Linked DNA regions of Mus musculus: regions 1 and 2 are each linked to region 3. The links are chromatin loops, found by intact Hi-C in ENCODE. Cell type or tissue: left cerebral cortex. All regions are shown on one strand. Each heading gives the region's core, and the rest is flanking DNA. Links, peaks and the distances in the headings are about the cores only.

The links. Peaks named below come from ENCODE experiments on the same cell type or tissue, not always from the same donor. Only the 100,000 strongest peaks of a DNase experiment are listed, where the experiment ranks them.
Region 1: it touches region 3 in a loop (2.0-fold over the local background); 11 of 42 quality-filtered maps call a loop at or near these places.
Region 2: it touches region 3 in a loop (2.0-fold over the local background); 12 of 42 quality-filtered maps call a loop at or near these places.

Annotation. Positions count from the first base shown.
Region 1 is chr14:74,910,946-74,918,814 of GRCm38, forward strand. The region is part of intron 1 of Lrch1 (leucine-rich repeats and calponin homology (CH) domain containing 1); the gene reads right to left. Among named protein-coding and RNA genes, the nearest start is that of Gm10847, 7.2 kb to the right of the region's middle. In left cerebral cortex, for the core only: no CTCF peak of the experiment used is centred there; DNase peaks (open chromatin) are centred at 2,764 and 4,291; H3K27ac peaks cover 476 bases.
Region 2 is chr14:74,901,005-74,908,873 of GRCm38, forward strand. The region is part of intron 1 of Lrch1 (leucine-rich repeats and calponin homology (CH) domain containing 1); the gene reads right to left. Among named protein-coding and RNA genes, the nearest start is that of Gm10847, 17 kb to the right of the region's middle. In left cerebral cortex, for the core only: no CTCF peak of the experiment used is centred there; DNase peaks (open chromatin) are centred at 3,627 and 5,176; H3K27ac peaks cover 399 bases.
Region 3 is chr14:74,849,463-74,857,331 of GRCm38, forward strand. All of the region lies in intron 2 of Lrch1 (leucine-rich repeats and calponin homology (CH) domain containing 1), which reads right to left. Among named protein-coding and RNA genes, the nearest start is that of Gm52135, 35 kb to the left of the region's middle. In left cerebral cortex, for the core only: no CTCF peak of the experiment used is centred there; a DNase peak (open chromatin) is centred at 3,834.

The DNA.
Region 1 (7,869 bases), core at 1,216-6,215, 61 kb after region 3:
TGGCTCAGTGGTTAAGAGCACTCCCTGTTCTTCTAGAGGACCTGGGTTCAATTCCCAGCACCCACATGGCAGCTCACAACCATCTATAACTCCAGATTCATCTGGCCCTGCAGACACCAGGCATGCACATAGACATATATACAAGCAAAACACACGCAGATATATAAAACCAAAAATACCTCAAATGAGGCTTGGTTACACATTAGTGAAACTTCTTGTATTAAAGAAGTGAAAATATCAAGACACTCGTGAGTATTTTTCAAATGCCTGGACTTCCTTAAGGTTCAGGAAAAAGTAGAAACGCAAGGCTTAGAGATGGAAAATGCTTGAGAGGATTGGGAAAGGTTGTAGTGAGGGGGGACCTTGGCCCAGAGTGACAGGAGGGACACAGGCATGCAAGAGGCAGAGAAATCATATGCTAAGCAAACAATGTACTCTCTATCCAGCCTGCGTCTCCTCCACCAAAGTCATGTCAAAAGCCAGGCCCAGACAAGAGCGGACGGAGAGTCATGTCACCTGGACTGGATTCTACAACAAACTAGTTTGGATTTTGGCCCATAGAGCATCAGAGAATCACCAGAGGCAAGACTCAGACCAGAGCTTGGGAAGGTGGTTACACTGGGGAAGGAAAAAGTCTGGGGTGATAAAACTGGCCATGCCAAGTATGGTTTGCAATATGCCAGCTGGGTACAGCATGATTTACCAGTGAAGCCATGGAGGAGGCCAGACAGACCTGCAGTCACCAAGCTATATAGGTCAAGGTGAACCTGACACTCTGTAATGAGAGTCGGGGAGAGAACCCCACATCCCTACAAAGGACTTAGTGTCATACATAGCAAGAAGTGTCATCCATTCTCCTTTTCTCCTGCCCTTGCCTAAGACGGCTGAAGATGAGGACTCCAGAAGCAGGACACGTGCAATGGATGACCCAGTGACCTACCTCAGTGGGCCTCTTTCACACACAGCACAGATTGTAACCTAGGAACAAAAGTGCAATTCTGTTCGTGAGAAAATGAATAAATAGCCAGTCAGTGGTGGTGCACGTCTTTTACCCCAGCACTTGGGAGACAGAGGCAGGCAGATGTCTAAGTTCAAGGCCTGCCTGGTCTACAGAGTGAGTTCCAGGTCAGTCAAGCTTACACAAGGGAATAAAAAAAGGAATAAATAGATATATTCTTGGGTACCCTTCACTATGAACAGATATGATTTAAAATCTATTCCATTGCATATTGCAAAGAATACTTGCAGGCTATTGGGTGGCACAGTCATATTCAAAATAAAGGCTTGAGCTGCATCCGGTCCTGCTCGGTGAGTAAGACACTGTGCCTCTCCTAAGAATTTGAAAACTGGATTCTATGTCTTGATTCCTAAGCCACAGGATTCTGAGAAGCCTTGCAAACTGGGGAAGGTTTTACTCCCAGTTCCATGACAAAGTGGCAGAACACCTGCAAAGAACCACTGAGCCCCCTCAGGCCCCAAAAGCCCCAAACTGGGGATGTTTCCCAAGCTACTAATCTACTGGGTTGACTGAAATGTAAAACCTTTAGAACAACTATGACCAAGCTCCAACACCTACCCTGCTTTATTAACTCAAAGCACAAGTGTCACCCTGACCCCAAGGACAGGGGGCAGCCTGGTTTAAGCCTCCTCAGGCCTCGTTCAGATGCAAGGACTCAAGGACAGTTTAGTAGACGGCAAGTTCTCTGAAATCACAATTTTTATCTTTGGTTATTTTCTAGTGAGCTTATGAAGTGATGGCTTGCTTCGCTGTGCCATTTCCCTCCATCCAGAACCAATCTCTGTCCTTATCCATCCATTTAGTTGCCAGTGGGAAGGGGGTGAAGTTGCTAGCCTGGACCTCGCTGAGCACACCGTGAATGTCGGATGTTGGGGTACACACTTGTGATCTGAGCACTTGGGAAGTGAAGGCAAAAGGGTAGAAGGTCTAGGCCAGACCCTGCTACACACCAAGTTCTAGGCCAGTCTGAGCTGCATGAGCCCTGGCTCAGAGCAAAAAACAAAAACAAGGAAGGCTAGAAAATGGGCCCATGGTCAGTCGTTAAGTGTGTCTGCTGCTCCTGCAGAGGACCTGAGTTTGGTTCACAGCACCCATTTGGGGTGGCACACTACAGCCTATAATTCTAGTTCCAGGGCATCCAATACCCTCCTCTGGCCTCAGTGGTACCCAAATATATGTAGCACTTTCATGCATTCAGACATACACGAATGTATATCAGTAAAAACAAACTTTTTGGTTTGTGGTTTTTTTTTTGGGGGGGGAGGGTGCTGTTTTGATGTTATTGTTTGTTTGCTTGCTTGTTTTTGAGACAGGATTTCTCTGAGTGTAGAACTCACTGGGTAGACCAGGCTAGCCTCAGACTCACAGAGATCCTTTATCAACTTGCCATAGCCTCTGGAGAGCTGGGATTAAAGGTGTGGGCCACCACGCCCTGCATTAAAAAAACAAATCTTAACAACAAAAAGTACGTGTTCCCAGCAGCCTTTCCTGTGTACCAAAGGCATCTCAGAGCAGATTTTTTTTTTAATTCAAATTCGATTGCGTCATTTATGCCTTCCCTGATGGGAGGGGTGACAGTGTGGGACAAGAATCGTCGCCATCTCAGTAAATCAGATGTTCAGGAAGGTTTATCCACACAGTCAGAGAAAGGAACTAATTCATAATGAAAATGACTAGCACGCGCGCGCACACACACACACAAGCCTACCGAAGGCTCCTAAAATAAATATTTTCATATGAAAGCTATGTTTTTATACTCTCAAATTATTTCCAGCATTTGGCGTGGAGCCAAGGCAATTCAGTAACTTTGCCATTTATAGCAAAGCTGAAGTTTCGCTGTGGGGCAAACAGAGAAGTATCCTTGCTGGGAGTTCCAAGGCCACGGGACAGGAGTGCCAAGCAGGGGGAGACTTGGTTTAACTGCAATTCCCAGCTCTGGGCAAGTGAAACAAAAGAACCCCAAAAGATAAGAAATGCCAAGGCAGTGGGAGGTGGGGACCAGAGAAGGCACACCTCAGCTCCTGAGAAGAGGAAATACAAACACACAAGAGAACTATCATCTCCTTGTCCCTGGGAGGGGACAAGCGGCAGTCAAGGGGAAGCAGCTAAACTGACGCAGTCCACAACTGGATCTGCCCGGCATTCGACAAGACATCTATTCACAGTGCAGGGGAGATTCGCTGGGGGCCCTGAATCATCTTCCTCCTCACCCAATTTAGGAAGAAAGTGCTAAATGGGAATAAATTAACTTACTTGCAGTGGCGTGGAGTTGCCTTGGGCTTCAAGAAGTTATGGGAAAAATAATAGACTTGAAGTAGGGTGAGAGCTCAGAGGCTCAAGGGCTTGCCACACAAGCATTAGGGCCCGAGTTCAATCCCCGATACATGAATTTGTAATCACAGCACTCTGGGTAGGGGAGGGGGGAGCACACAGAGATGCAGATCTCTGAGTCCTAACTGGCCAACCTTGCCTAAACAGTTCTTTCCAACCAGTGAGAGACCCTGTCTCAAAAAAAGAAAACACAGACAGAGACTGATAAACAATATCCAGGGCTGACCTCCCACACTCCTAAGCATGTGTACACACACATGATCACACACATGAGAGCACCTGTGCACACAAGCAAGTATACATACACAATAACAATAAGGACCATTTTAAAGATTTCTTAAAATGAAATAAGACTATTCTTGCTGTCAACAACTCCAAGGCTGCTGGGTAAGACAAGAGACCTGGGAAGGGTTGCCCCATTATGGGAAACACTCTTAGTGACATATACTCATGGTCAGGACAGCCAAAGGAGAAACAGACAACGATTTAGGGACAGGCCCAGCCAGGTCAACAGCTAGTCTTTTAAAATCAGGAGAGACCAAACAGATGTGTACAGAACCACTGCTCAATAAACTGAATACCACCAGTTCAGTTCACTTTTCCCAGTCCTCAGAGGAAGCTCAGGTTTGAACAAAAATCATTCTGCAAAGAGAGCACCAATTACTCCTTAATCCCTCTGCCTCACCTGTCTGGGAGACTGGCGGAACAATGCCATCCAGCCTTCTGGCCTGCCTGACTTCCATTCCATCCAGAGTAGAGAGACAAGAAAAAGTAAAATCCAACATCTCGAATTGGCTGAGCTCTTAAAAATGTCAGCCTGGTGGGAACATGAAAACCGTTCTCGTCTCCAGAATGAAGCCAGAGAGATCCCAGAGTCAGCACGCACATCACAGCACTGAGCATGAATGGACTGTAGCTCAAGGAAAACACAAGCATCTGCCAGCGACATCTTGGAGACAACTGCGGGGTGGGAGTGTGGGCTGAGTGTGGCTCACACGAGGAAGCCGGGGAAGCCGCTGCCAGTGTTTGTGTTTTGAAATGTCACTGCTTTTTCTGTAAGAGAATGCCTCTGTTTACTGAGTCTAGTCTTGCTACAACCTGCAGGAAGGAAAAACACAGAATAGCAAGGGGAAGGAATCTGATCACCCCAGTTACCTCAAATTGTGTGTGTGTGTGTGTGTGTGTGTATGCATATATGCATACAAGCATATACATGCATGCATATATATAATACACATAGACATATATACACACATATAGACGCATACATGCATTTGTATGCATGCATCTATGTATGTACATATCCACAACCAAATATACCAAACACGCAGACACAGCACACATAGGACAATAGTAATTGTGAATCTAACTGGTGGGGTTTATGGGTCAAGAGCCAGGGTAGAGGAAACTGGCTAAGGCTCTAACCATCCTAGAGCAGGCACATCTACCAGGAAAAGAAACAAGGAAAAGAGCAGAGTTGAGGGTTACTTAACATGTAACTGGCAGAGACTTTAATCAGAATTATAAGTAACTTATTTATCTCTGAAAATTGCCACCACTTTCAGTGTGCTTGGTCTGTAGGGGTTTTCTACTATAATCTCTCCCAGATTTACTGTGTACATAAAAGGTATTTTATGACTTCAGATAATACCGAAACTCTATGGCTCTGGTTTTCACACTTGGGCAAGCAGCGTGCTGTAAATACAAATGACTACAAAATAAGTCACTCAGAAGAGATCAAATAACTGCATTTACAACTATCAGGCTCATGGGGAGAAATGGGGCCTCGGATCTGCACATTCCTCCGATTTTCTCACATTAAATCCTATTTAAAGGTCGCCATAATGCTAGTGGCCACAGTCCCGCCATCCCGTAATGACCCTGGCATAGCAAAATGAAATGGAAACCCTAAGAGTAATTAATGTGAGCAGCCGGGAGGAGAGAACAAAGAGATGGGGCTCACACGCCGTGTACAAGGGCCAGTAGGCTATGGCTCCCTGAAGTCAGGTCCCTGGGTCAGTCTCACTCAGTACCTGTGCCCTCCCCACAACCACACCCCCAACCTCACCCCACCCCCTGACCAGCTCTCCTCACCCCTCCCACTACCCCCCAGCTTGACTGCCCCAACCATTTTGGCTGCACTCTCTTGGTTTGCTTGGTTTCCATGTGCTCTCTCCATCTCTTCTCCTCTGTCTTTCTCTTCTCTTCCTCTCTGTCTTCCTCTCCTCTTCCTGTCTTCTTATCTTCCTATCTTCCTCTTCTCTTGCTCTCTGTCTTCCTCCCTCACTCCCTGACTCCCACAGCCCAGTCCATTCTGTTTGCCATGTTCAGTCTGCACTCTTCCAGATGCCCCTGGCTATGTTCTCCCTCTATCTACAATAAACCTCTTCAACCATACCTAAGAGCGGTCATATCTTCACTTAAATTCACCTGAACCTGTTCTATGTGGGCATAATGTTTTTGTGAACTGTTTAAAGACTATCCTTGTATTATTCAAACGCTGATTTCTCTGCCCGCCCACCCATCTAGTTGCAATCTGGACACACTGTAATGCTTACTCCAAGTATCTCCTGTTTCAAGTTTGTGTAAACATTGCTCCCCATTTATTCTCTAATTTAGCCAATGGCTGGGCAGAAGAGAGAATAGGGAGGGACTTAACACCAGGAAGGGAAAGAAGAAGAGAGAAGATGAAGAAGTCAGCCCAGGAGAGACTCAAACAAGTAGCAAGGGGCATACGGTTGAGATGTAAGTTAAAATAGCTCAGAGCCTTCCCAATCTAGGCTTACAGCTTGTTAATAAAATACCAGGTCTCTGTGTCTTTTACATGAGCTAGCTAGAGTAAAGAACTCATTTACAATCCTAAGATTCTCATTGCTAGTCCATAACACCCCCGTTTTAACAATAAGACAGACACATTTTTCAACTTTTCACCAGAAAACAAATGGTGTTTAATCTCTAAAACTGTACCATAACACGAGAACAAACTACTTTGGATATTTTTTTTCCTTCTAATCCCTAAGTAATCATACTTGTCACGAGTGTCCTGAGAGATTCATCTGCCAGTTTAAACCCATCATCCGCTCAGGCAAGTCACCATGTATGTATGCCTTAGCATCTTCATTACCTCTCCTCTGATACTTCTAAAAATGCCTGTGGCTTACGTCAAACCTTTCAGAAACATCCGGAAATGCTGTCTAAACTGCCTTGGCTCATCATCACCGAAGCTCCAGCCTCAAGGTTCACCTGGCATCCTTTCCATCAGCATCAGTGTTATGCATGTATTTGGAGTGCAGCCTGCCTGGGACCACAGGAAGAGTTAGAGGTCTGGCACCTCTTTCTAGGGTTCTGAAAAACCCCAGGGCCAGGGTCAGAAAAAAACACAGGGTCGGGAACAGAGGTGACACTGGGGGCCACAACTCTCTAGTCTCTGAAATCAGAGTAATGGGGACAGGAGACATTTCCTTGAACAAGCAGTATCCCTGGAATGTGGTCATTACAAACCAAGAATCTTGGAGAGATAAAAGGAGGCCTAGACTTACTGAGCCTCTTCGCATCTGTCAGGTGCTATTTGAGCTTCAGCAAATCACAGTATCTCTGAGTCTGAGGCAGTAGCCATTTAATGGCCAGTTCCCTTTTCATAACGAAACTGAGACCTGGTGGGAATCACTGACTTTGCTACAAAAGCTAAGGCTTTCTCATAAAATCCTGGATGAAACCGCCATCTCTGTCCAAAATGCCTAATATTCTTCTCTGCTTGGAAAGATCCAGAAAAGCTGCCCATGCCAACAAAATGCAGCCCATCATCCCAGAACCCCAACCCAAGCCCAACACAGCCAGTTACAGCTCAGTCGTGGTCCTCAATGAAGAAGTGAGCTCTACAGATCCACTAAATGAGCTATTCAATTATGTCAATGGCTGACAATTACAAGTGACTGGCAGTTATGGCCTGTTATGTGACACTTTCCCAGGAACAAATACAACGTTCCGGGGACCTGTGGCATTCTCACGTGTGACCATGACCGCAGAGTGAGGGTCGGCTGCTCCACTCCTCACAGGTAGGTTCCAAATGTTCTGAGACAGGTCACAGAACCCTAGCACTCCCCAAACCACCTGGTGACAGTGGTCATCAGAACTGTCACTTGGCTGTAGCCAATGGCCACATGTCCTCTGCTTGCTATCCTTTCCTCCTCACTCTCTTTCTACCTACATTTATGTAATATCATCTATGATAGCATTAGAAATAGACTGACTAGAAATAGATCCCTTGTCCACATCCAAAGCCCATGAAGAAAAAATGTGAGGCTTTTAAGGCAGTAGAACTCAAGATAAAAAGTGAAAGTAAATTCTGAAGTGCTGATTCCTCTCCACCCCCCACCCCTGCCCCAGTATCCTCCCACACAACACTGGCCCACAAGGCTTAGAGCTGGGACTTTACACAGCAGGGTGGGTCTAAAAGCAGACATCTATAGGGACAGGACCAAAAAAATGATTAAAAGTGAACGGGAGATAGAGCTGCAGCC
Region 2 (7,869 bases), core at 1,216-6,215, 51 kb after region 3:
CACTATTCTAAAATGGCCTTCATGCCGAATGATTTTGCCCAATTAAATGCTAATATCCATGTTCCAAGTGCATAGTGCATTCTTTTAACTGAAAATATGTTTCTCGTACAATATATTCTGATCACAGTTCCCCTCCCCCAATGCCTCCCAGATCTTCCCCACCCATCCAACTCTTCCTCCTCCGCGCTGACACACAAACAGGCAAATAGAAAAAAAGAAGAAGACAAGGAAAGGAGGCCTTAGGCAGGATAGTGAGATTTATCAATGTGTTTTAGACATGCAGTATTTCCACAGTTTCAACAAAAATACGGTATTTTCAACTTCTAGTCATTTAATCTGGACACAACCCTGACTGTGGTAAGAAGGATGCTCAAGAATCCTCTTTTTTTTTTTTTTTTTTTTTAAACATAGAGATGAAATCTTACACAGAAAAAAAAAAAAAACACTCTTAGACTGTCAAAATGGTGCAGTGGGTCTCTTACTTAGGGTTTCTACAGCTATAAGACACTATGACCAAAAGAGTTGGGGGGGGGGGAAGAGTTTATTTGGCGTACAATTCCATATCACTAGGCATCATCCTTGAAGTCAGGACAGGAACTTAGCAGGGCAGGAACCTGGATGCAGGAGATGATGCAGAGGCCATGGAGGGATGTTGCTCACTGGCTTGCTCATCATGGCTTGCTCAGCTACCTTTCTTACAGAATCCAGGATCCCCAGCCCAGGGAAGGCCCCACCCTCAATGGCCTAACCCATCAATCACTAAGAAAATGTCTTACAGTCAGATCTGATGAAGCATTTTCTTAACAGAGGTTCCCTTCCTTCAGATAACTCTAGCTTAGGTCAAGTTGACATAAAACTAGCCAGCAAGGTGGATAAAGGCTTTTGGTGTCAGACCTTAGGTCCTGAATTCAGTCCCTGAGACGCACATGGGAAAAGGAGAGAAGAAACAACTCCTTCAAGTTGTCCTCTGACCTGTATAAGCAGACCATGGTTGTACATATGTGTAAACACACACACACACACACAAATAAATGCTTTTAAAGGTTTTAAAATTTAACTCATTATATGGTCTTTTATTTTCTGCATCTCACATTCTGCCCCTTTCATCTTTCCATATTCCATAGCAGTTAATAATATAAAAAGAAATAAGATACAAAGAGAAACAAAAACAAACTAACAAAAAAGTTGCCTGCTGGGTGGGGAGGAATCAACAGGCCAATTGTGGTCAATAGTCAGGTCTTAGTATGGTCTTAGTCAGGGTTTCTACTCCTGCACAAACATCATGACCAAGAAACAAGTTGCGGAAGAAAGGGTTTATTCAGCTTACACTTCCATACTGCTGTTCATCACCAAGAAAGTCAGGACTGGAACTCAAGCAGGTCAGGAAGCAGGAGCTGATGCAGAGGCCATGGAGGGATGTCCCTAACTGACTTGCTTCCCCTGGCTTGCTCAGCCTAGTCTCTTATAGAACCAAGACTACCAGCCCAGAGATGGTCCCACCCACAAGGGGCCTTTCCCCCTTGATCACTAATTGAGAAAATGCCTTACAGTTGGATCTCATGGAGGCATTTCCCCAACTGAAGCTCCTTTCTCTGTGATAACTCCAGCTATGTCAAGTTGACACACAAAACCGGCCAGTACAGTCATTCAAATCATAAACTAATAATTTTGTGATGATATGTGCCTGGTCTTACTGAAGTTTGTCATATCATGTTTAGTTGATGTCTCAGGGAGGCTGGAAAGGGAGGGGAAGGAGATGAAACTGCAATCAGGATGGAATATATGAGAGAAGAATAAAAAAAATTAAACTAATAATTTTTTTAAAGTGTTACTGAAGTTTACCATCATTACCTGAAACACAAAATCTTAAAGAAGTGCCTAGGACAGAACCTTTCTTCTTAGCACTCTAAAGTATTGAGTGTCCAATCAGAAAGGTGGAAACATTGTTGCCATCCCATGCAGGTCCTCAGCTTTCCACCTGCATCACTGACCAGGTGCCCCTCCCCCCACCCCAGGGTTTTTGTTGTTGGCGGTGGTGTTTTGTTTTGTTTTCTTCTATTAAGCACAGAACATCCATGTGCCACCTCGCTCACTTGCTCACTGCCTGACCTGGAGACCCAGCTGGGTTATATAAGGAGGGTTCGGGTGGCTGATAGACGAGAACAGGGCTGGAGCTGACAGAGGACTTCAGGGAAGACTTGAGTCAGGGTCAGGAGGAGGAAACTGGATGGCTTCCCAGGACCTCAGATCCACAGTGTGGCTTTGTTGTTCCTGGTGACCAGACACACCCATGCTCCCCACTCAGCCCGCCAGCAACAGTGCTCTGGAGACAGGCCATATCTCTGTTCCAGGCCTCTGCAACCCTGGGAAGAGCTTTCTCCCTCCAGGATCAGAGAGCCCTAGAGACAAAACACAGCTACAAGATGGAGCCACAGAAGGCAGACACTATTATAATGAAACAGCCCTTTATCCAGCAAGCAATGACTGACTGGTTGACTGCTAGAAACGTGTGTTGTGGTAGCTATTAATAAATGACCCTGACTGAACTCTTGGAGACTCACCTTCAGATAAGTGTTGATGGAAGAGAGAAACCGGAACTCAACACCCCCGTCTTAGTCCAAAATCATCAGTGCCCTTTGACTAAGGGTTAATAGTAGTGGACATTTTCTGGGTGCCAGCCATTGCACTGAACATATTGTATAGTCTATCACCATTCAGTACTCACGGATTCCCTTTAAGAGAAAAAGCAAAAGCAAAAGCCTTCTTGCTATTTCATCTCATAGGAAGGATCAGTGTACAAGAAGTCAGGCCTCCCATCCAAAGCAGTAAACATGATGAACTGCAAGGAGAGGCTGGGTGGTCGGTCTACAGACTGATGCAGACGCTGCCCTCCACCTTCAGCAGACATCGGGCTCAACTCCACATCACACAGTCAACATAGTGATCCCAACATGATGAAAGCACGCACTGCAGCAAACTCACTCAGTTATACAAGGAAGCTAGATTCTCTCCAAAGACTTTCCTCATGCCCCAAATCATGGCTCTGTTCAACTTGAACCAAAGACATCCGCCTAGCTTCTCATGTTTAGAGAGTGAGTCTGACCTTTTGAGTCTCCATCAAGGACAGTCGCCATTAAAGCAGAGCTGGATCCACAGCTAGAATTGGATGACAGTGTGGCAAGACAGAAGATCCGGGACACAAACACAAAATACCAAGTATGAATTCTTCTTAGGCTGATCAAACAGGCTGTTTCCCAGCGAAAGAAAATGGAACAGAGTTGGGGAAAGGGAAGGAAGGAAGGAAGTGGTGTCATTATATCTTAATTTGAAAATATACTTAAGATCTATTCAATTGAAAATGTATTTAAAAATAAATAAGAGCTTCACAAAAAGAAGTTAGAAAAAAATTATGAAGGAAAAAAAAATCACTGAAAAACTTGGTCTCAGTAGATGGGCACCAACTACCAGTTGGGGGGGGGGGGGCGATGTCTTGAGGCAGGTCGGGTTTCTGTCTGACATCCCATGCACTGAAGACCACATGGGAAGGAAGGCCTGTCCATCCTACCTCCTACTTCCTCTTCCCTCCTCCCTCCTCTCCCTCCTCCCCACTCCCTGGCTCTGTGACTACAGCACATGATGAGACCCAGGAACATGGCTAGGCTGGCAGTGCATGCAAGGTGTTCTGGGCTTGATCTCCAGTAGTGTATAAGAGCCAGGTGTGGTGGCACACGCCTGTAATCTCAAAACGCTACAGGAGGTAGAAATGGAGCAATCTGAAGTCTGAGGTCATCCTGGGCTACCAAGGAGTTCAAGAGCAGCGTAAGCTAGAGCCTCTGTCTCTCTGATGCAGGAGGAGATGAAATAAGCAAGACATGGACCAGAACCAGGAGTAGGCATTCTGTATAAATTAGAAATAACTGTATGCATTCATTGCTCACTTGAAACAAATGCTAAGGTTTAAGAATGCACTTCTTGCTTGGGAAGTGTAGAAAGCTCCCTGCTGGGTCAGTCACGAACGGAACCCTGGGCAAGCACAGTAATGACCATGGCCTACGAAAAGGTGAGCAAACATGATTTAAAAAGGCATCCTTTCAAAGGACCGACCGTGTGGTTCAGTCTTGACCTCAGCTTGGCTGCTCCTTCCAGCTGGAAGCCGGGCAACTATCTGAGAAAACCATTATAAAACACGAAACATCTCAAGCCCAGATGTTCATAGGGAGGAAAAAAGAGAAAGAGGAAGAGGCAGGTTGAGAATACAGTTACCAAACATAAAGATGCTTAGAAATAACACTGCTTATGCTACTATGACCAAAAGCCCAGGCAGACAAGGAAACAAACTCTTATTTCTAAAGAACAAGAATCATCATCGCACAGGCATGGTCTTAGTGTGGGAAAACAGAACAGGATTCCCCACCTACATCCTCTGTGTGTGTGTGTGTGTGTGTGTGTGTGTGTGTGTGTGTGTGTGTGTGTGTGTGTACAGGGTCCCCTCCACTTTGGTTTGAGATAGGTTCTCTACCTGGGACCAGGGCCTCCTTGGTTAGGCTAGGCTGGCTGAACACCAAGTCCTACAGCTCTAACAAGTGCGTGCCATGATGCCCGGCTTTCTCACACTGTGCCAAATTAAATAAGCCAGTCACCAAAAAGCAGAACCATAAATGCCATGTGTGTGGCTTATGTGACTTATTTGGAGTCATCAAATGCATAACAAGGCAAAGCAAGACAGCAATTTCAAGAGACTGGGATAAAGAGAGACAGGGGTACTGTTTACTGGACACAGACAGAGTTTCAGGGTTGCCAGACAGTAAGAATTCTAGAAGCCCCATCATTTATCATTATTGAATGCACTAAACAGTGCTGAACTGTGAACCTAATTGAAAGACTAAATATTATGTGTATCTTACCACAATTAAATACATAAACACACCAGGCCTAAACACCACAGACAGACACCACAGACAGCAGGACAGAATGATGATAAAACAGGCAGGTGAACACGGACAGACAGATGTGGACACACACACACACACACACAGAGATTTTCTAAAGTTTCATGTATTGTTGAATATTACCCATTATTCTGTAAGTCAGAGTCACTTTACAATGACTCTGTAAACACTGAACCCAGGCCTTGTGGCGGACTTCAGTTCCCCTACCAAAAGCCCATACCGGAAATTCTGCCTCTTTCATTCACTGTCTAGCCAAATGACCTCAAAAAAACACTTCCCTAAACAGAGCCTGTTTTGTTCTATCACTTCCTTCAATCCTTTTTTCTTGTAAGTGACAAAATAAAAGTTATACAAAATACAGAAAAGTAGATAACACCACACACACATACATACACACATGAGCTTTTTAAAAATTAAATACTTTTTGTTGAACCTACAGAATAATATACATTGAAATGCAAAGCCTTCTATAGACGTAAAAGCCACTCTTGCCACATACAGTAGGTTCCCATGGAGCCTGTTTTTAACACCGACTGTATGCTGCCAGGGCACCAGCTCAGGAAGCCAGTGAAAAGCTACTGGGATCTACACGGTTCTACATGGATCCACAGAGCCCACTGGTATCAAATGAAGGAACAGCGGGACTTCTGAGGGAAGAATGCGCTGCGCACGGATTTCTTTTCACCTGAGTTCTACTGCTGGTGTGTGGTTCTGGTCCACATACCCACACTTGCAAAGATGCACACCAACAGTAAACACGGGTTCAAGACCCTTCAGAACCCAACAGGCCTCTCACACACTTTGGAGGACTAGAAAGGAGCAAAGGGTTTCTCAAAGGGCCCCTCACTGATCAAGGTGATTGTCCTAAGGTACAAGATGGCTTTGATCACCCCATTAGCATTTACCTGCCTTTAATCCTGCCAGATGTTCAGAGGCAGGTTCCTACAGGTTCCCAACATACTTTGCTCAAACGATCAACACGTAACTTTGTTATTTATGTTTCTAGTTTTTAAAAGAAACCTTTTAGTATATGGCTACCTTATAAGCATTAGTCACAGGCAACAGTGGCTTTCTAACATACAGATATTTCTTCCTAAGACACATCACAGCCCATCCTTAGGAACACTAAACACATACCAGCCCTACAACTGAGAACATTCTAAATAGAAATCACCAACAGAAACATGAAAATCCAAAACAGCCTGGGGTTAAGTAGACTGCCACAGAAACACTAACAGTTTGAGGAAACATCAAGAAAAGTGTAGCCTTGTCCAGCCTCACCTGGCACAAGCATCCTGAACTACTAGCATGTTTGGGTATCAGACACATCCATGGACCACCAACACCCAAGAAAGCACCTTAAATATTGCTTTGGGGTAACAAATTTTAACATGTACACACACTCACAGAAGCACAACTTTGCATGAACAGGACCAATCCTAACCCTAATGTTACTGACTGACTGGACTCTCTTAGACCTTCCAAGTATAGCAATAAATATAAAATCTATTCAAACCTATCAGCAGCGACCTATGATCATGTGATCAGCTTCCCTGAGTTTTATCCACACAGCGTCCAGAGCCAGATACTTAGGAATGATGGGAACTCCCCCCTTCTCTCCAAAATTCATCAGGAGAAGGTCTGAACAAAGGGCCAGAGACTCGGGCCCTAGCAGCTGCGACTTCCGGTGTCTAAGGCCGGCCTGACTTTGATCCAAACACAGGCCACCTCTACCCAGGAGGGTCTCCTCCGCCTCCAGAAGGAAGCCTCCAGCTTCTTCAAAAATCATCTCCTTTGTCTATTCACATCTTCCATTAAAATTCATGGATATTCTCCCACATCGCAACAAAGGAGTCTCTGTTCCAAGATTTCTGTATCCGTTCCATATTCACACTTCAGATAAAACTCAAGATTTTAAAGTGCCTGGTCTGCTCCAATTTGCTATTTCGGGTTAATATCGAAGTGTCTTACATCATAGCAGCCGAAGCAGATGGCAGGCATACTGTCACCATCACGCCATCCTTGCAAAATAACAAATGACTTTTTTTTTTTAATTCCCTGGAAAAGACAAATACACATGGATTTACAATCAGAATGAGACACCTGCTTACGATCCAGAATGCTCGGGGCCAGGGGACCAGGGCCTTGCAGCTCATTAAAGTGATTCTCTTCCATGCTGTATAAGGAGTTCAGGCCTCCACACTTGGACCATGGAAGAAACTTTTTTTTTTTTTTTTTTTAAAGATTTATTTATTATTATATGTAAGTACACAGTAGCTGTCTTCAGACACTCCAGAAGAGGGCGTCAGATCTTGTTTCAGATGGTTATGAGCCACCATGTGGTTGCTGGGATTTGAACTCTGGACCTTCGGAAGAGCAGTCGGGTGCTCTTAGCCACTGAGCCATCTCACCAGCCCGGAAGAAACTTTTGACTTTGATTTTTTTGTAGACTGGGGGTTGGCTCTGGTCTCAAACACACAGGCCAGGCACCTGCCCCACCACGGAGCCACATCCTACCCTGATCCTGTCGCCTTCCTCCCCCACTGTACCAAGCTCCTTCTCCTTTCTGTGAAGCTAAAATAGGAGGCACTGCCTGTGAAAACTTCTGCTTTCAACTCTCAAAGCATGTGTGTGTGTGGGGGGGGGGGGGGGGGGGAGGTCCCTGTGAAAGGCTTTTTGATATCACAATGAAAAGCTTTTAAGCCTTAGCTGATGCTATAATTCACATGTTTATCCCTAAACTATATTTACCAGTCTTTTCTCATTTGGTTTTCTGAGATAGAGCCTCAGACTCACAGTAATTGTCCTGCCTCGGCCTCCCAAATGCTGGCATTACAAGGGTAAGCCACCACACCCAGCTAGATCTATCATTCTTAATGGATTTCCCAAGTTCAACATCTCATGCCTACGCTGGCTAGTC
Region 3 (7,869 bases), core at 1,496-6,495:
CTTCTTCTTCATTAATGTATTTTCTTACACACCATATTTTATTCCCCTCCCCCATCTCCCATCCACTCTCTGAGACTGTTCCATATCCCATACCTCCTCCCCACACCTCTGTCTCCACATGGATGTTCCCACCATCCACCCAACCTGACCTCTAAACTCCCTGGGGCCTCCAGTCTTTTGAGGGTTAGGTGCATCATTTCTGAATGAACACAGACCCAGCAGTCCTCTACTGTATGTGTGTTGGGGGCCTCATATCAGCTGGTGCATGCTGTCTCTTTAGTGGTCCAGTGTTTGAGAGATCTTGGGGGTCCAGATTAATTGAGACTGCTGGTCCTCCTACAGGATCACCCTTCTCCTCAGCTTCTTTCAGCCTTTCCCTAATTCAACAACAGGGGTCAGCAGCTTCTGTCCATTGGTTGGGTGCAAATATCTGCATCTGACTCTTTCAGCTGCTTGTTGGGTCTTTCGGAGTACGGTCATGCTAGGTCCCATTTGTGAGCGTTCCATAGCCTTAGTAATAGTGTCAGGCCTTGGGACCTGCCCTTGAGCTGGATCCCATGTGAACCCTGGGCTGAAACAAAGCTTTCCATCCTCAGGATGTCTTGCTCAGTTATTTAATCCCAGCAACGAAAGTCTCAATAAAACACCAGCTACAAACAAAAAAGGTGTTGCAGAGGAGGAGAAATGAGTAACTTTTAAATCTGGAGCTGACAACTTTTTTTTTTTACATGTATATGTATTCTCCCCACCCCCCCCCACCCCCGCATGAATTACTCATGGAACTAATTACACAGGCTATAAGGAAAATCTTGAACAATCTAAAGAATCTACAAACAGGAAACATAGCTTGAAATAATGAATCAAATTCAAATTACATTTTTAAAAGGTACCGTAAAGCAACTCTATAGAAGTTAAAGCTCACTGGTCAGAATGATCCTGAGAAGTAGAAACAATTTAAGCGTGATTTAAAAGTACAGTATATAGTACGGTCTGGACAACTAACCCTCGAAGGTCATATGTGACCCCCAAAGGTCATGTGTTAAAGGCTCGGGGCACCTGGGTGGTGATCTTAGAACAGAAGAAGTTATGGGTTTTGAGAAGGTGGGTGAAGCCCTTTGGGGTACCCTTAAGTCACTTGGAGCATATTCTAGAAGAGAGGTGGACATAGCTCTGTGAGTTTGAAGTGTGAAGCAAGCCTGGTCTCAAGTTCCAAGACAGTCCTGGCTCAAAAACAAACTTAAAAAAAAAAAAACATAACTAAAAGAATGCAGGAATTTACAGTCTGAAGAATACAAGGAAGGACCATGCTACCTTCAAATACAAAGGCTTCTTGTTTTTATACTTGGGCTGTCCCTGAAAATCTCCCTAGCAAAATAGTTCTACAGTGCATGGAATGTAGCAGAGATGGCGTTCAAGTGCTCAGTACCACCCGTTTCTGTCACTCAGTGACTTGGGAAAAATCCCTCTTCTGCCTCACACCTACTACAAAGGCTGCCCAGGGGCTCACTGGGGGTTGTCATGACTACAAGGTGCTGCTGGAGATGAGGACAATGATTATTCCACAGACCCAATATATATATATATATATATATATATATATATATATATATATATATATATATATATATATATTATAGGGTAGCATTTCTTCTAGGCTCTGCCCCCACAGTTACCTGGCAATAGCCAGGTACACTTGACTCACTATAAAAGGGGCTGTATGCCCCTTCCTCACTTCTTACCCTCTCTTACCCTCTTCACTCTCTATTGCTTCTCTCCCCATCCCCTCCAGTCTCTCTCTCCATGTGTTCATGGCCTGCCTCTAACCACCCACATCCCATGCATGTTCTTGGGCTGGGGGTGGTGGGGGGGTGGAGCACTCTCTCTCTCTTTCTCTCTCTCTCTCTCTCTCTCTCTCTCTCTCTCTCTCTCTCTCTCTCTCTCCCCCACTGCCTTTCTCTGTCTCTACTCCCCTCCCCATGCCCTACCCACCCTCATTGTGTGTGTGGCTGGTACCTCACCGGGAAGGGATGCCTCAGCATGGACCTGCACAGGTACCGCCATCCATCTCACCAAACCTCACTCTTATCAAACATATCCCTGGCTTCCTCTGCTTTTTTTTATAAAATACATCATTATATACATATATAATATATGTAAACACATATATGATATGCACATATATACATTTATGTGTACATGCATGTATGTTCTTTTTCTCCAATCCCTCCTCTCATTCATATCACTATTTATAAGATAGCGTATTAACTGCAGGAGTTTTACAGGAAATGTAATTAGTTGATTATTGATGTAGTGGCAATGTTTCACAGGGCTTTTACAGGTCTAGTTAGAAAAATGATCGCAATTTTGAGCTTGCTCATGTGGGACCTCAGAAAAAAACATTGAGAATTGCCATACGTGAAGAGAAATGTCTGCAGTGAATAGCAAATAAGCACCCCTCACTTCCAGAGAGCTACTCGGGGCACAAAGATCTTCACATCCCTGTGAAGATCAGAAACAGAGCAGGAAACAAAGCCAGCGAACTCAGCCTTGCTTCTGCTGGGAGCATAATGTCGCCTTTGTGTTGCAGCTTGCTTTCTCCCAATGCAAACAGTGAGCTAGAACATCTGGGATCAGGTGTGCACCGTGGAAAAACCCTCCGCGGAAGCCTTGCCAAGGACGGGCTATGCTAAAAGGAATGGCATTTGATAAGAAATATCCCATTATTAATTTACTTGTGTTTGGTAGCCTGCCAGCACAAAACAAAGAGACATACAGTTACACGCACTTTACACACAATTTAATAAACACACCCAAAAGTTTAGGGTCCGCTGCCTATATGTTCAACCATATGAGCAAATGCCTGGGAACCCTAGAAAGGCTTAGGACATATGTAGACAGCTGTGCTATGTAGCCTGCATGTCCCAGTGGCCTCTTTCACGTCTACTGTTCCATGGAAAGTGTTTTCAAATTTTTTTTAAGATTAATATTATTGAACGCCAATCTGGTTCACTGTGTTTTGGTGTTTCTATGTATCTGAGATTTCGTAAGATACAACATAACCATCATATACGCACATACATGTGTACATGTCCACACACGCACATACATACACACACAGATACGCAAGCACACACAAAAATACACACACAGATACACAAGCACACATACATGTGTGCACAAAGATGCTCTCACTTTCCTTTTGATTAGAGCTTCATAAAAAGGAGATGTGGATTTGTAGTAAGTGAAACAAAACTTCAAGCTCAGAGAAACAGTATCAACTTTCCAATTTTCTAGAGAGAAGAGACACATTGGCTTCTTTAGAAATGACACACACAATGGCACAAGGCAAGAGAATGATGGACATTAATTTTTGTTTCACAACAACAACAACAAAAATGAAACAACTGTGCTTTCTAAAGCTGCCCTGGCCCAGGGTCCCTCAGTAAGAGAGTGAGTGTCCAGGGGATTAAAGATTCTTTCAGAGAAGGAGCCTCAGAGGAATGTGGGGATACGGGTTCTGTGACTATCAGGAAGTTGGCTCTTTTTGCACATTGTTTAGCAGCCAAAAGGGATACCGGGCAGCAGAGATGGCAGCCAAAATACATTCCTTTTCCAGTGTAATAACATCTTGTGGACCAGACAAACCTCTACACTGGCAATAGCTCCAAACCAATTCCAGCTAAGCTGAGGGAGCACGGGTTTCTGAGGAGCAATCCAGGCCCAGCTGGTCGCGTTTCCTCTGAGAATCGGAAACCCACGCCCTTCATCCTGGAAGCAGTCTGATTAAATGCTATAAAGAAGTTGAGTCTTTCACACCTCCCTTCTCTGAAATGAGCCTGCTATGCCAAAGTCTGCGTTCTAAGATTCACAACACCAACTGCTGCCAGGTCCTGTGCTCTTCTGGGCTGTTTGAGCTTCTTCTGGTACTCTGACACCTTTCCAGCCGTTTAAAATAGATTTTCAGGCTTGCCTGTGTGGTGTCAGCTCTAAGTGCCTGTTGCTATAGAGCAGCAGGCTTGCTGAATCAGTTTTATTGTTCTTGGCCACGTTTCTTGGACAAAGACATTTTCAAACAGGAAGACACAGGGGGCACATACACTAAACTAACATAACCTTTGGTTGTGAACACCAAAAAGCAAAGATGAAAAGCCTCGACGATTCAAACACGGGCTACATAAACAGCAACACATCAATGTTTACCACAAATGTTACATTTCCATCGTGTGAGAAATTCGGGAAACACTTTCATGTTTCTAACTGCAGTTCATGGTAAAGATGTTTTCACGTGTGAATTAGTCCTGCCTCTTGAGAGACGAGAGGGTCTTTGGCACAAAGCAGCTATTTGAAAATTGCAGATTGCACCAAGAGATTCTACCAGCCAAGAACCTGGCTAGGCAGCTGCAACATGTCCCTGCTCCTCCACCAGTACCACCACCACCACCATCATCATCATCACCACCACCACTGTCATGACCATGACTGTTGTCAAATATTTATGGCCGCCTACACGGCCATAATATACAATGTTTCTCAGGGGATGGAACCAACTTTGAACGTTTGCCATAAACTCAAAGTATCTTTATATGGGATCTTTTTCTATTTTAGAATGTACAAAATTAGCAAGTCCTGCTTATAATTTATTAAGAAAAGGAGAAATTTTAAATATAGCAAGAACAGGGCTGTCCCTGAGGCTCTGTGACAGAGCACAAGCGTTCTGAGGACAGTGCTCAGTTTGATCCCCACTGTCACAGAAACAAAAGAAAATGAATGAAACAACACTTAAAACGAAACAGAGGAGTGCTTGATGTTAAGTACAGGAACAAGATCTGGGAAGGCGGTTTATCTGTACCACTTTATCTAAAGAGTCTTCCTAATTAATAGACGATAGGGGGGGGGGTGAGGGAAAAGGAGAGGGAGAGAAGGAGGGGGGAGGGGGGAGGGCGAGGGAGAGAGGGAGGGAGAGAGAGAGAGAGAATATGAATGAATGAGAACCAAGCACCAAGCACCAAGCACCACAGAAAAGAAAATGTTTTAGTTGCTTATAAAAGGAGAGGACTCAGGGCAGCAAATGGCTCTAGGGTTCTGTCCGCCAACCTGGGCTCCTAACTTCAATCCCTAGAACACACGTTGAAAGCAGAAATCAGACTCCCAAGCTGTTCCACACATACAGCCAAAGAATGGATATTTAAATTCAAAGACCCCCGTATTTGTTAAGGTTGTCGCCCAGATATGACCTCCTAAGCCCCTCCGGTTACTAGCTTGCAGCCAGCTGGAGTCAGGGCCAGTCTGAGTCAGGAAGCTGTCTGTCACACAGAAGACTCAAGTGTTGTGATGTAACTCAACAGCATTGTCTAGACAAGGTTATACATATTTGTAAGTAAACAAATTTGCTAGTCACCTACTGTTTCAAAAACAAACAAAAACAAACAAAGAAATCTCAGGCAAGAGCAGTGTGATATTCATCCTACCAAAACCATTCCCAAGCCTAGAAATAACGGAAGCTCAAAGACAGGTAGTACTAGCAAGTACAGCTCCGAAATCGGTTACTCAAGCAGCAATTAAGGACTCTAACTGAATAACAACGTAACACTCAAAACCTCCCTCATCATCATTTCATATTTACATATTCATATACGGGCATCAAAAATGTCACCCTGAAACTGGCCTAATGGGGGAGGGCCCAGCCCACTGTGGGTGGTACTGCCCCTGGGCAGGTGGTCCTGGGTTGTGTAAGAAAGCAGACTGAGCAAGGCAGAGGAAGCAAGCCTGTAAGCAGCACCCTTCCATGGCCTCTGCATCAGCTCTTGCCTAGAGCTACAGACCAGACGCCCCTCCATGATGGACAGTAAGCTAGCTGTAAGCCAAACAAACCCGAGTTACCCTTGGTCAGAATGGTTGATCACAGAAAACCCAGGAAGTTTAGTATGTTGGGTTCTCAAAATGGCTCATGGGCTAAAGGCACTTGCAACTAAGTCTGGGGACCTGAGTTCAATCCCCAGGACCCACAAAGATAAATGAAAGAAGTGACTGCTGTTAAGTTGCCCTCTGACCTGCGCGCACACACACACACACACACACACACACACACACCACAGTGCACAGTACTTGCCGCACACAAAAGAAATTTAAGATATAATGAAATAGAAGAGGAGGGGGAGGAAGAGGAAGTGGAAGAGGAAGAGGAAGCAGCAATAGCAGTAGTAGCAGCAGTGCGTAGCCTTTTAAAAAGCTCAGAGGCTGCCGTATATGTTTGATACTTCCTCACATAAAGCAGTAAGAGACAGGCTCTTTCTTATCTTTCATTCCTTATAGCGTGCTCCTTCAAAGATCACAGGCTCAGTGCAAGAACCTGAACGGTCTCGGCCCTGCTAATATTCACGGTAGGAAATGTAGGAAAGGAAAAACAGACAAAAATTTAAAATTACAAATAAAACTGGGAGATGAGACACCATGGTGAAATTAAGCAAGCCACAAAGTACATTTAGCAGTTTCCCCATCCCTCATGCAGAAATTCACCACAGAACGCCCACTGCATTAGTCTGTGTTCATCGCCAATAGGTTCTTAGTCTCTCTCTCTCTCTTTTTTTAAGTTTTTAACTGTTTTTAGACTATTTTATGTGTATGGGTAATTTGTTTGCATGCATTTCTGTATACTCCTTGCAGTCTTGGTACCAGAAGAGGGCACTGGACTCCGGGAACTGGAGTTACAGACCCTACGTGAGTGACAGGAATTGAACCTTGGTCCTCTGGAAAAGCAGCCAGTGATCCTAACTGCAGAGGCATTTCTCCAGTCCCTTTCCAGTCAAGAATTCCGAGGCCCAGGCTTGATTCTATCCTTTCTACTCATCTGAGGGCAGCAATAATTCACTCTCAAATGAGCGCAACCTAGAACTCCTCAGAACACACTCAACATTAATATTAAAAAAAAAAAAAAACAATTAAGATTAGATCACCAACATTTTTAAGATTTTATAGTCAACTATGCCCCAAAGTTCTGGTGCACATGGACTTAACATGAAGCTATGTTACACTAATTTACTTACTATCGTAAGCTAACTATTAGGATAAAAATGCTATAACAGAACAGAAGTGGGTAAGTAAGCACAAGGGCTGCATTGGCTTTGGCAACAATTGTAGTTCATGAATAAATCTCTTGAGAAGTCAGGGAACCAGAAACTACAGACACTGCTGTGTCGGCTCCCAGACAAGTCCTGGGGAGCAGGCTTCTGCTGTAGGTGAAGCTAGACAGACTAACCAGAAACCTGTGGAACTGAAAATTAGCTAGGTGAACCTGCAGACTACCCTAACAGTACCTTACATTTTATTTTTTTTAAATAATAATAATAATAATAATAAATTAAAGCTAATGACAACTGCACCTCGGAATGTTTTTAACCTTGAGGGGAAAATGTACATTCCTAGACTCATGATGGCAGCCCTCTTTGCTGTTTCGGCTACAAACAAAGCAGAAGGCCTCTAATTTTTCAGGAGCCAACTAAAACAAAATGGAAACCAGAAGAACAAGAAGCCCGCTGGTGTCATTATCTGTTATAAAGAGCCACTGTGTCTGGCTTGCTGGGAATTTTGAGCTTTAAAATTGAGTGTGTTTGTTATGCGGCACAAGCCTCTTCTCTGACTAGGCTCTACCCCTTACACACCAAAATGCTGGCAGCTCGAGGAAGGACTTGGGCTGGAACCTGGGAAGTTGTTTCCATTCAGGTACAGGGAGCAGAACAACTGTATCCCCTCTCCTGAAAGAGGCAGGGCCTGACCAGAGCAGCCAGCTAGCTGCAAAGTCTAAACCCAAGGTTTAAAACAATTAGTGTCCTTGAAACCCTAGAGCTAGTCTGCAGCATTAAAGTGTTACAC